Regions from separate parts of the Homo sapiens genome. Here region 2 is linked to region 1. Evidence: chromatin contacts called from ENCODE Hi-C or POLR2A ChIA-PET data. All regions are on one chromosome and are shown on one strand. The core of a region is the stretch at or near the end of the contact, and the rest is flanking DNA. Distances in the headings are between cores, read along the strand shown. Region 1 has its middle 460 kb from the start of FOXP1-AS1. Region 2 overlaps FOXP1 (forkhead box P1).

The links. Hi-C counts contacts between places; a loop is a spot of excess contacts on that map. ChIA-PET counts read pairs that join two places held with the same protein, here RNA polymerase II (POLR2A).
Region 2: a loop to region 1 is called in a map of vagina, with 3 times the contacts of the local background. The contact joins two enhancer-like sites. A Hi-C loop is called at or near these places in 1 of 168 maps with a recorded cell type or tissue (vagina). POLR2A ChIA-PET finds 5 or more read pairs at or near these places in 2 of 52 experiments (AG04450 and PC-9).

What each region holds. Positions count from the first base shown.
Region 1 is chr3:70,826,815-70,832,250 of GRCh38, reverse strand. No RefSeq gene overlaps it. Among named protein-coding and RNA genes, the nearest start is that of FOXP1-AS1, 460 kb to the left of the region's middle. Within about 2 kb of position 2,975, at least 3 of the 41 ENCODE cell types and tissues checked have a DNase peak (open chromatin) inside an H3K27ac peak, as active enhancers do.
Region 2 is chr3:70,978,882-70,984,268 of GRCh38, reverse strand. The region is part of intron 14 of FOXP1 (forkhead box P1); the gene reads left to right. Among named protein-coding and RNA genes, the nearest start is that of FOXP1-AS1, 310 kb to the left of the region's middle. Within about 2 kb of position 3,473, at least 3 of the 41 ENCODE cell types and tissues checked have a DNase peak (open chromatin) inside an H3K27ac peak, as active enhancers do.

The DNA.
Region 1 (5,436 bases), core at 1,726-4,225:
GATTAAAATAAGCTTTCATCAGTTCAACACATATTTACTGAGACGTGCACTCTGACAGACCTTGTGCAAGGCCCTGCAGAAATAGCAGTGAAACAGCCCCATGTGGCCTGGCCTCATGGAGCTTTTACCCAAGTGCTGGAGTTCTTACCTCTTCTGTGCTATAGAGCTCTTTTGAAGTTTGGTGAAGCCCATGAGCCCCTTCTCAGAATACTATTTTTAAATATATTAAATACATAGGTTTATAAAGTAAACTAATGATAATGAAATTGTTAAATATATAAATACTGTGTTATAATGTATATGTGCTTCTTTACTAATGCACATTGGTTTGTTTTGTTTTGTTTTGTTTTGTTTTTTTTTTTTTTTTTTTTTTTTGAGACTAAGTCTCACTTCACTGCCCAGTCTGGAGTGCAGTGGTGTGATCTTGGCTCACTGCAACCTCTGCCTCCTGGGTTCAAGTGATTCTCCTGCCTCAGCCTCCCTAGTAGCTGGGATTATAGGTGCCTACCACCACGCCCGGCTTATTTTTGTATTTTAGTAGAGATGAGGTTTCACCATGTTGACCAGGCTAGTTTCAAACTCCTGACCTGAAGCAATCTACCTGCCTCAGCCTCCCAAAGTGCTGAGATTACAGGCGTGAACCACCGCACCCAGCCTACTAATGCACGTTGAATAAATTTTTGCAGCATGTCTAGAAAGTACCATAATTTAGAAATGATGAGCATAAATGGTATTTCAAGAAATCAGCAATATCTGTAATGTGATATAAAATGTCTATGATGTATTGTTGACAAAATCACAGCTACTGTTAATGCTACTGTGTTTTGTTGCCTCTATTCATACTAGAAAGAATAAATTTCAGTTTGAGGTTAGTGAAAAAAATGATGCAATCTTTTTCCCAATTAAGTTTATAGCCCACCTCCTGAATATCTATCTGTGGGGGTTTGTCAAGCCAGGTTAATCATTCCTGGCATTGGAATAGACACTGAATTTGATAATTCTACTACACTATGTCTATATCTACATATTTATATAGAAATAAAATATGTGGTAGGTTTTGTCACAGAAAGGTACAGATGCTATTATAATCCCTACTTCAGGTGTTGGTAAGGGAAGGCTGAGATATTTGGAAGAAATAACAGGTAGGTTAGGACATAAAAAATAAGATCAAATGAAGCGAGAGGTGTAAGGAGAGAGAAGTAAGTACTCTTTCAGGAAAAAGAAACTATATATGCAAACTCCATGAAACAAAATAGAGCAGGTATAGGAGGGATGAGAGAAGTTTCTAGGGCTGGACCATGGGGTGGTGAGGTGGGTGTGGTTTGGAAGGGTTATGAGCCCAGACTGCAGCAGTGAAGACACTGGAACATGAAGAAAGGTAGTCCATGCTAAGGAGTTTGTCTTTATCCTAAGGCCAGTGATAAACCATTGTTGGTTTTCAGGAAGTGTGCGAATTGAGGAGATCAGTTGACTCCTGTGCAGAATGCAGACCAGGGGATAAAAGGATAGAGGCAGAGAGACCAGTTAGAAGGCTGGTGGGCTACTGTGGCCACTGATTTAATGTGGGGAGTGAGGGCGTGTGGGAGTGAGCTGGGATTCTGGTGCATGATGGTACCATTTACTGAAACGGAGATTGCAGAAACAGACGTGGGTTTGGGGTCAGAGAGAAATACTAAATTTGGTTTTGGACATGGTGGAGTCCATGTGCCTGTGAGAAATTCTAGTGGCTATAACCAGTATGCAGTTGTACATCTGCATGGAGCCTGATGCATAGAAATAAAACTGGGCTGGAGATACAAATTAAAATAGCCTTTTTTGTGTGTTGGATACCAAACCAAAAATTCTAAAATTGGTGAAGAACTATACTGAATCATGTATTAAGTATTTTCTTTTAAAAACCACCACTTAATGCTATGTATCTGGCATAATATATAATTTGTATGTATTTTCTCAATCTTCAAAAAATTATTTGACCCAGGTATATTTGTACTAACTTTGTAGACAGGAAAATGAATACTAAGAGAAGTGAAGTAACTTGTAGATCATGTAGTAGGAGACAGAAACAGGCTTAAACCAGGTTGTCTGATGTAAAACCCCTGCTCCTTTAGCTGGGCATGGTGACGCACACCTGTCCTTCCAGCTACCTGGGAGGCTGAGCGGGGAGGATCACTTGAGCCTGAGAAAGTAGAGGCTGCAGTGAACCATGATAGTGCCACTGCACTCCAGCCTGGGCAACAGAGACCCTGTCTCAAACAAACAAACAAGCAAACAAACAACAACAAAACACAAAAAAACCACCTACGCTCCTAAATACTGTGTCCTAGGGATTTCTTAACTAATTGCCTTCCTTAAAAAAAAAAAATCATAATACATCATTTATAGAAAAGAAAACAGAAATTTCACTTTCTCTCTGTCTCTAAAAGGTCAATTAATTTCTACAGATTTTTCTTCACATTTTCCTTTGAGGGTACAAATTATATCTAATGAATCTTTTTATCCCTTTCATTGCATTGTACAATATTCACTGAGTACATATATATTAAATGAATGGAAATACAAGTTTCACCTGACTTAGATTCATGAAGTAAGAAGAATATGCATGGAAATTTTATGAATTACTTAAAATTATGTTAGTTGCAAGAGACATAAACCTATAAACCTGATTCAAACAAGTTTAAGGGGGAAAAAAATGAACATTATTTCTCGAATAGTTGAAGTTCTCATCTTCAGGGTGGCTGGATCCAGGTACTGTTCAAATACATCACTAGCTTCGGTCGATATCTTTCTTTAGTTGGTGGGGTTTGTCATAAGAATGCCCCCAGTAGCTCCAGACTGACATCCTCTTAGATTCATTTCCAGGAAAAAAGAGCTTCTTTATTCCAGTCATTCCAGTATGATTCTTTGAATTGCATCTCTCTGGTCTGCCTGGAATCGCATGCTCATTTGGAGCCAAACTCTGGCCAACAGGAAAGGCTGTGATGTCTGGCTGGGTCTGAGTCATAGGTCCACCCTTCAAGAGAGAGGTTGGAAGTTTGCGGGTGAGGATGAGGGTCCTCCCGAAACCATTCGAACTGAGAGGAGGAGAGGGGTGGATTCCCCTGCAGCCACCCCTCCCACCCCCATGGCCAAATCCAGCCTCTTCTAATGGTAAAGGGAGGAATATGTGCTGGGCAGGCAAAAACAACAGATGTCCATTGCATTTGGCCTCAGCAAAATAAGATTCTGGTTTGTCACAAAGAATGCAGTTTTCATATAAATATCTTTGTGTCTGGAGATAAGAATATTTCCACAACAGTAAGTTCTATAGTTAACTATTCAATCACCAGGTGTTATTTTACAAGAGTTGCTTTGTGATTTTAACTGAAATTGAGTAACCTACCCAAGACATAACATTTTAAGGGCATCTAACTTCACAAAATGAAAACAAAGATTAGCAATGTCATCTGGCCTACTGTGAGGAATTTCTAAAGCTATATACTCTGTGATTAAAAAAAAAAAAAGATCATCTCTAACTCCAGTGTAACTTCTGTGCAAAGAATAAGTGACTTATCTTAGAGCAGAGTAAGAAAACTAGCCCTCATTATCTAAAATCTATTTGGTTCCTGAATTCAGAGTGTGAGTTATCACAGAGTGGGACACCTGTATTGGTTTTAGAGTAATCATCCTCTATACTCTGATAGGAAAACTTTTACTTTTTTGGTGTATCCTCATAAACACCAATGACATACACAATTATGTAAATGTAACATTTAACAAAATAAGAACAAAATTCTATCTGTTGAAGATGAACTATAGCATTCTCAAGATGTCTGACAGAGTTAGTTTTGTCTATAAGTAAAGTGAAAGCAGAGAAAAAGAATAACTAGCTGTCTAATGGTAACTGTTAGGCAAATACGTTGTCATTGTTAGCACTGAGTCTGTGGAGCCAATGTTAGGATGCCCCTGGGTGAAACATGTCTAGACATTTCTTAAAGAATAACTGCATCTCATAACGAAACAGAGCAAAATTATATTGGGGTTTTTCTTTAATTTTGTTTTCTCCCTCTCCCCGTTTTGTTTTTGGCTTCTAGAGAGAGATTAATGAAGGAAGGAATGATAAGAAATTGTCCGAGGAAACTGATGAACATAAATATTTCAAGATCAAGAGAGGGCAAAGTAAGATGCAATTAACTAATTGAACACCTACTATGTGCATGGCGTTTTGCAATAAAAACTTCTTATCTTGAAATAATTTTAGACTTATGAAAGAGTTGCACAGATAGTCTAGGATTCCTATATGTTCTTTATCCAGCTTCTCGTTATGTTAACATTTTACATAACTATGGAATATTTGTTAAAATTAAGATATAGACCTTGGAACAGTATTACTAATGAAAGTACAGGCTTTATTTGGATTGTATTGATTTTCACTGTTGTTTCTTTTATTCTAGTCCAGGATGCAATAGAAGATCTATAATGCATTTAGTACAATTCTTTTGAATACACACATATATATATACTTTAGGCTACATTGCCTTCATACAAATTAAACACCAGTTATTGAAAAGTAATTAAGATTCTCAGTGGCAGAATCTCTGATATCAACTGCTGTAATTTTCTTATTTCTACTTTTTACTTATGAATGCGCAAATTTAAAAATTATATTGGGGATATTTTTGCCTAAATATCTTTACTAATTAAAGCACTTTACATTCAGACATTAAAAAGTGACCCCTTTAAAGAGTGCAATATAGCTAGCTTCAAAACCTATGTAGATCCAGTCAGGAAGTTCAATATAATACTATAAGCAAACTACATATGTATATGTATATATGTGTGTGTGTGTGTGTGTGTGTGTGTATACATATATTTTTGAGACGGGAGTCTCACTGTGTTGCTCAGGCTGGAGTGCAGTAGTGCAATTTTGGCTCACTGCAACCTCCATCTCTCAGGCTCAAGCAATCCTCCCACTTCAGTCTCAGTCTCCCAAGTAGCTGGGACCACAGGTGTGTGCCACCACATGAGGCAAATTTTTCGTATTTTCAGTAGAGACAAGGTTCCACCACGTTGCCCAGGCTGGTCTCGAACTTCTGAGTTCAGGCAGTCTGTGTGCCTCGGCCTCCCAAAGTGCTGGGATTACAAGCGTAAGCCACCGCGCCCAGCTGAAACTACTAATATTTGATTAATTAAAAAAACAGACATTTCTTTTCCAAGATTCTGAACTAATAAATGAGAAGTGGTTAAGCAAATTTTGTGGTGATTTGTTGCCTTGCATCTATTATTCGTTTTTGATTATCTCAATTTTCTTTTGAGGAATTAGCTCTTCACCTGGCAAATATTCTTGGTGGAAGTACAATTCCTTGTATTGGCTTTACGCTGCAGCAAGTGAGGATTCACCTTCTCCTTCCCCCAACCTCAAGAGAGCCCACGAATAGGTGCAAGACCTAAGCTCAACCA
Region 2 (5,387 bases), core at 2,224-4,723, 150 kb before region 1:
GAGGAAGAAAAGGAATAGCCAACATCAGTTAAGACAAGCTTTTCAAACTTTTAATTTTATAAAGACTGGACCCTGCGTGGACGTATGTAGTATGTGTAAGTTGACCAGAGCAGCCCTAAGCTCTAGCTCTCAGGTACATAGAGCCGAAAAGCAGTTCTTACATTTAGAATGGCCACATTTCTTGTTATTTTAAAAGATTCTATTCTTTTCTATGGAAAGAAAAGCAAAAACAAACAATAGTAAACTGCCCTAATGAAAATGATTGATATTCTTTTGTTCCAGACTCAGTAAACATTCTCAAAGTAAACACCCAAATGTCTTGCTTGGAGGTTAATTTCTCCGTGCTTACTCTGTGGAGAATTTGCCAAGATACTTCATTTGGGGGAGGGAGTGAAAAACTAAGAGGACAAAACAAAAACAAAAAGAAACATGTCTGTGATATGATGACTTTATTAAATTACTACGGATTTCTTAAAAAGACTTTTCACACTCTGTCATTATGTCAGGAAAACACTGTAAATCGTATTTTATAATACTGAGTACATGAGAAGAACGCTTTGCTTTAGGGTATTCCTGCACATCAGAGAACAACTTCTGCTCCTGGAGAAACCACATTCTTTTAGATTTGGTGGGCACGTAATTACAGTGTAGGTGGTATATTCTTCTTGACGAAAATCTTATAAAGCACTTACAGGAACTTGGATATTTGTAATGAAATATAGTATTAGATTTTCATTTTTATACATTTTCTTTTCCTCTAACCATAGCCATTAGGACTGTTTTGAAAGAGTTTTTAGCTCCTATAAAAACAAAGTGCCCCCCCGAAAAGAAAGGGTCTTTTAACTCTTCAAGGATCATTTGGGCTGCCTGGGTCCTTGCTTTAGAGTTGGAGAAATAATATTAAGCAGTCATAAAAAGGGATTCTTAGGCACAATACACAAAAGCTGTTTTATATACTGTTTTTCATTAAGTGCCCCACCCCCACCAACCTTTCAACTAGAATTTTTTTGTTTTTGCTTTTAGTATCCCTGCCAGTACCACCACCTTCTAAGTAAGTCATAACCTTCCACGAGTTCGCTTCTCTAAAACAGGGCCAGGCTGAGATGGTAAAGGAAAGGAAAGGAAAGGCTTGTAACAAAGGCTGCCACCCATTGTCCTGCCCTCCGCACGGCCTGGTAACGTCCCTCCAGCCTCAGAAAGGCCGTCTCTGAACTCAGTGATTCATGCCCAGAAATGACACTGCCATGCAGTTAAAGCAGGACTTGAGCTGGCTCAGGCCAGTAAAACAAGAGCAGAAAAACAAGTTCTGTGAGCCCGAAAGTCCCTACTACGCAGTTGTGTCCCTTGGTGTTTGGGTTTCAGGTTTGTCTTTTGTTCTCAGAATCTGTTTTCATGTGAGGCAAGAGCACAAACAAAAATAAAAATGAGTTCTTATGGGAATACTTACAAGTCTGTTTCTGTCAGGGGTTTACATCAGCAGTTTATTTTTTTAATGTGAGTGACTCATCATCTTTAAACAGGAGGGGAGATTACTGTTAAAAACTAAAGAAAGATTAATTAATTAAAAAAAAAAAGGGACTAAGCAGAATAGTGGGTAGCCAACCAAGTTTGAATAGTTTCGATGGCTAAAAGAAAAGCTGATGCCTGAGAGTACAAATAAATTTAAAAAATAAAACCCTACAGCAATTTTAAATGACATAAGAATTTAACTTTTGGCCAGAGTTTCAAAGAGATTATCTTTGCTGAAATCATCACATGATGGAAACTTGCCATGTAGAAAATATCAGAGTTACTGACTTTTCTAAACATAGCAACTTCTTTTAAATAGAAAAGGAACACAATAAGAAAAATAGGCTTTCCATCAGGAAAAGAAACCCTCCCAGTCCATTCCCTTCCTGCCCCATGCCCCAGAAAAAATTATCTTTTAAAACCTGAACTGCAATCAGAAACACAAAGCACATATGCTTTCATTTCTAATTGATGATTACATTAAGATTTAATAGTTTACAATTAAGATGAATATTTCAAGATTACAGCAAAAACACACACCATTCCCCATTTGCTCTTCTGTTCTAAGTCTGTAATTAATTTTTTTTGGGGGGGCACTCTTTTTTCAAAGAGGCCTTAATTAAGAGAGCAGGTTTGGTTTGAACACAGAGCCTGCTTTGAGTCTTTCTTCTCCATTCTTTCTCTCTCAACCTTCCCTTTCGAAGATGGTTTCTCCTCCAGACAAGCATGTGATCATCAAACAGAAGTTTAAAAGTTAAGAAACTTCTGTACCAGTTGACAAGGTTGACATTTCATTAACTTGTTGGTTCAGCCTTCAAATGATTTTGTGTGGCAAAGCACCCTGTGTTTGGAGTGTACAGCTTTTTCTTCTTCCTTCCCTCACGGGCTAGTCATGTTTAATTTGGAATCTGGGCTCCTTTGGCAAATTAGCAATTAGAACAATTTTGTGGGAATATGTATATGTGTCATTAGTTTTCCTGCAAATTAATAGCAAGGGCAGAGGTCAGGCAGAAATTTTCCACTTGACTGCAGCTCCTCTATTGAGACTTGGCACTTGGTTTTGGAATGGCCACAGCTGCTCTCAGCCACCCTCTTCCTCTAGGAACTGTCTTTTAATTAGTTTACCTCATAGCCATCATTACAAATATTACTGCCTCCCCTCCTCGAAATAAAATTACTGTTTCTACAAAATATTCCAGTGACATCTTGCACCACTGCACATTGATGGTGGGGTCAGTCGAATGCAGCATTTAATCATTAGATCACCTCCATCCGCGTCTCCTAATTAGAGTCCTTACAATACATTTTTATCTGGTAATTAGCTGAGATTGGCTGCTTCCTCTGTGGCTTATTAGAGACAGCCCAGCAGTGGGTGTGAATCACGGTGTCATTTGTCAAGCCTGGTAAGCCCCCTCTCTGCTCTCTTCTGGCTCAGTATTTATTCCCACTTGCTAATGTTCAAAAGCCTCCAGAAAATTCTACCTTCATCTCTTCCTTTGTGGATTGTGCTAACTTGGAGGGATTTTATTTTTCGCTGTTGCTTTTTTTTTTTTTTTTTTTTTTTTTTTGGTAGAAAGAGTCCTAGTGGTGCGATCTTGGTAATAGCTACAAGGCTCACATCCTTTCGGCATTTTGATGACATTTTACTGTGGGATTTGTCTATTCTTCGTAGCTGTGAACACCCAAAAAGATGGGCTTGCACTTGCTGAATGAGTTTTGATTTCTGACAATGAAACTGGAACTCAGTTAACTTGGTGATCTTCCTCCCAAAACTGAAAGGGAGCAGGCATGAAGGACATTTGTGTTTGTAATTTTCATTGCATCTTTCAGAAAGCCACAGTGTTTAGGGAAAAGTTCTTAAACTGAAAAGAGAAGCCGAGAAGTATAGTCAGTCCTCAGAACTGCTTTGTGGTTACTGTGTACCTTTGCCCTTTGACTGACGTATGTGTTTGATGGTAAGCGCTTCAAGGGCAGCAATTAGCTGTTTTCTTCCTGTTTTTGTCATTGTAGGAGTAACTGCCTTATATTTGCTCAGTTACACGTGTTGATTGTCATGCATAAGCAGGGATAAAATGCTCTGCACGGAATCTTTTCCAAAAATGAGCATACAGAAAAATGAAACTGGTTAGTGTTCATTTTTGCTATTAACTAGGCATAAGATGATTATACAAAGGATCTAGAATCATACAAGTGTGTGGTTTGACCTTGGGTCTGGGTTGGGAATATGGGCAAATTATTTAATCTCTCCAAGCCTCAGTTTGCTTATCTGTAAAGTATGAGTAATAACATCTCAGATATTAGTGGTGGTATGAGAATTGAAGGAGACCACACAGTGGCAGGTGGTTTTAAAACATGATTTTTACAAATGTTACCCATGACTTTCCAAAGCGCTCTGAGATTCTTAGGCTTAGCAGCGTCTGAATTATAAAAGCTGTATATTTATGAGCATTAGCCTTTCATGCACTAATTTCCTTGACCCTTTGCTTGGGCTGATGCTTATACATACTGTTCCTGGACTTGGTCAGTGATTAAGGCCCGAGGTGAAGAAGAGGTCAGCCCCAACTCTTCCCCCCTTGGCTTCTCAGCTCTGCCCCATCCTGCGGCTGCTACTCTGAACTGTTCACACTTAGTTTGCAAATGTGTGTCAGAAAGCCAGGTTTCCAACATTATAGAGAAAAACCCGCTCATGGCATCTGCTCAGCTTGCTGGGGCATTTGTAAGGGCAGTGCCATCTCCAGAGCTTGCTCTTCGCAGGCATTGTCTCTTGCTCACCGAGACAACATTCTACGCTGAAAATAAAAAGGAAAGCACAACTCAAAGCTCACAACATTCTGTTTCCAGCGCCATGTTTACATTTTTCCATTAGTATTTCTTCATGATATTTGATCTTTCTTTTCTTCAGGTTCATTGCTTTTTTATGAAACTCTCCTGAAACATATTAGAGAGGATTCTCAGGCCCCCCTCCCTTTTTTTTTTTTTTTAACTAGAGTGTGAGTAAAGGTCGAGTCTTCCCAACATATTGGAACTCTCTTTTAATAAGTTCTTTGATTATGATCTCAGAGGAATCTCATTTTTAATACCTTCCACAAATACTGCCTTGTACTTAAGACTGACTATAGCAATGGTGAATTAGACTTGGTGAAATAGACTTACTATGGTAAGTGATTTGAAATCTGGTTTGAGAAAATATTACCAAGTAAGCCTACTTTGCTGAAGTTTATTGGATTTTAGGGTGGGTCTGTGTATCTGAGACAGCACATAAACAGTAATACATACGCTGAAAACAACCAAATTCTTCAGCATTGCCAGACGTAAAATAATATTTCTGTTGCAACAAATTTTGGGGAAGGGTTATGCCTTTTAGTATTTGTAAGAACAGTACTTTAAGGTGAAGATAAGAAAGATAAATTGAAACAGTGCTCATTAATTTATTTTTTTCTTTTTTTTTTTTTTTTTTTTTTTTTTTTTTTTTTTTTTTTTGAGGTAGAGTCTCACTCTATCACCCAGGCTGGAATGCAGTGGTGATCTCAGCTCACTGCAACCTCTGCCTCCCAGACTCAAGCTATCTTCCCACCTCAGCCTCCTAGGTAGCTGGGACTACAGGCATGTGCCACCACACATGGCTAATTTGTGTGTGTGTGTATGTGTGTGCGTTAATGGAGACAGAGTTTCACCATGTTGTCCAGCCTGGTTTCAAACTCCTGGCCTCAAGAGATCCTCCCACCTCAGCCTCCCAAGGTGCTGGGATTACAGGTGTGAGCCACCATGCCCGGCCTATTTTATTCTCTTCTACTTCAAATAAGTAATATTCATTTCCTAACTTGAAGCAGATTATTTCCCATTTTATAGAACATTCAAAACTTGAAGGAAAAAAATCA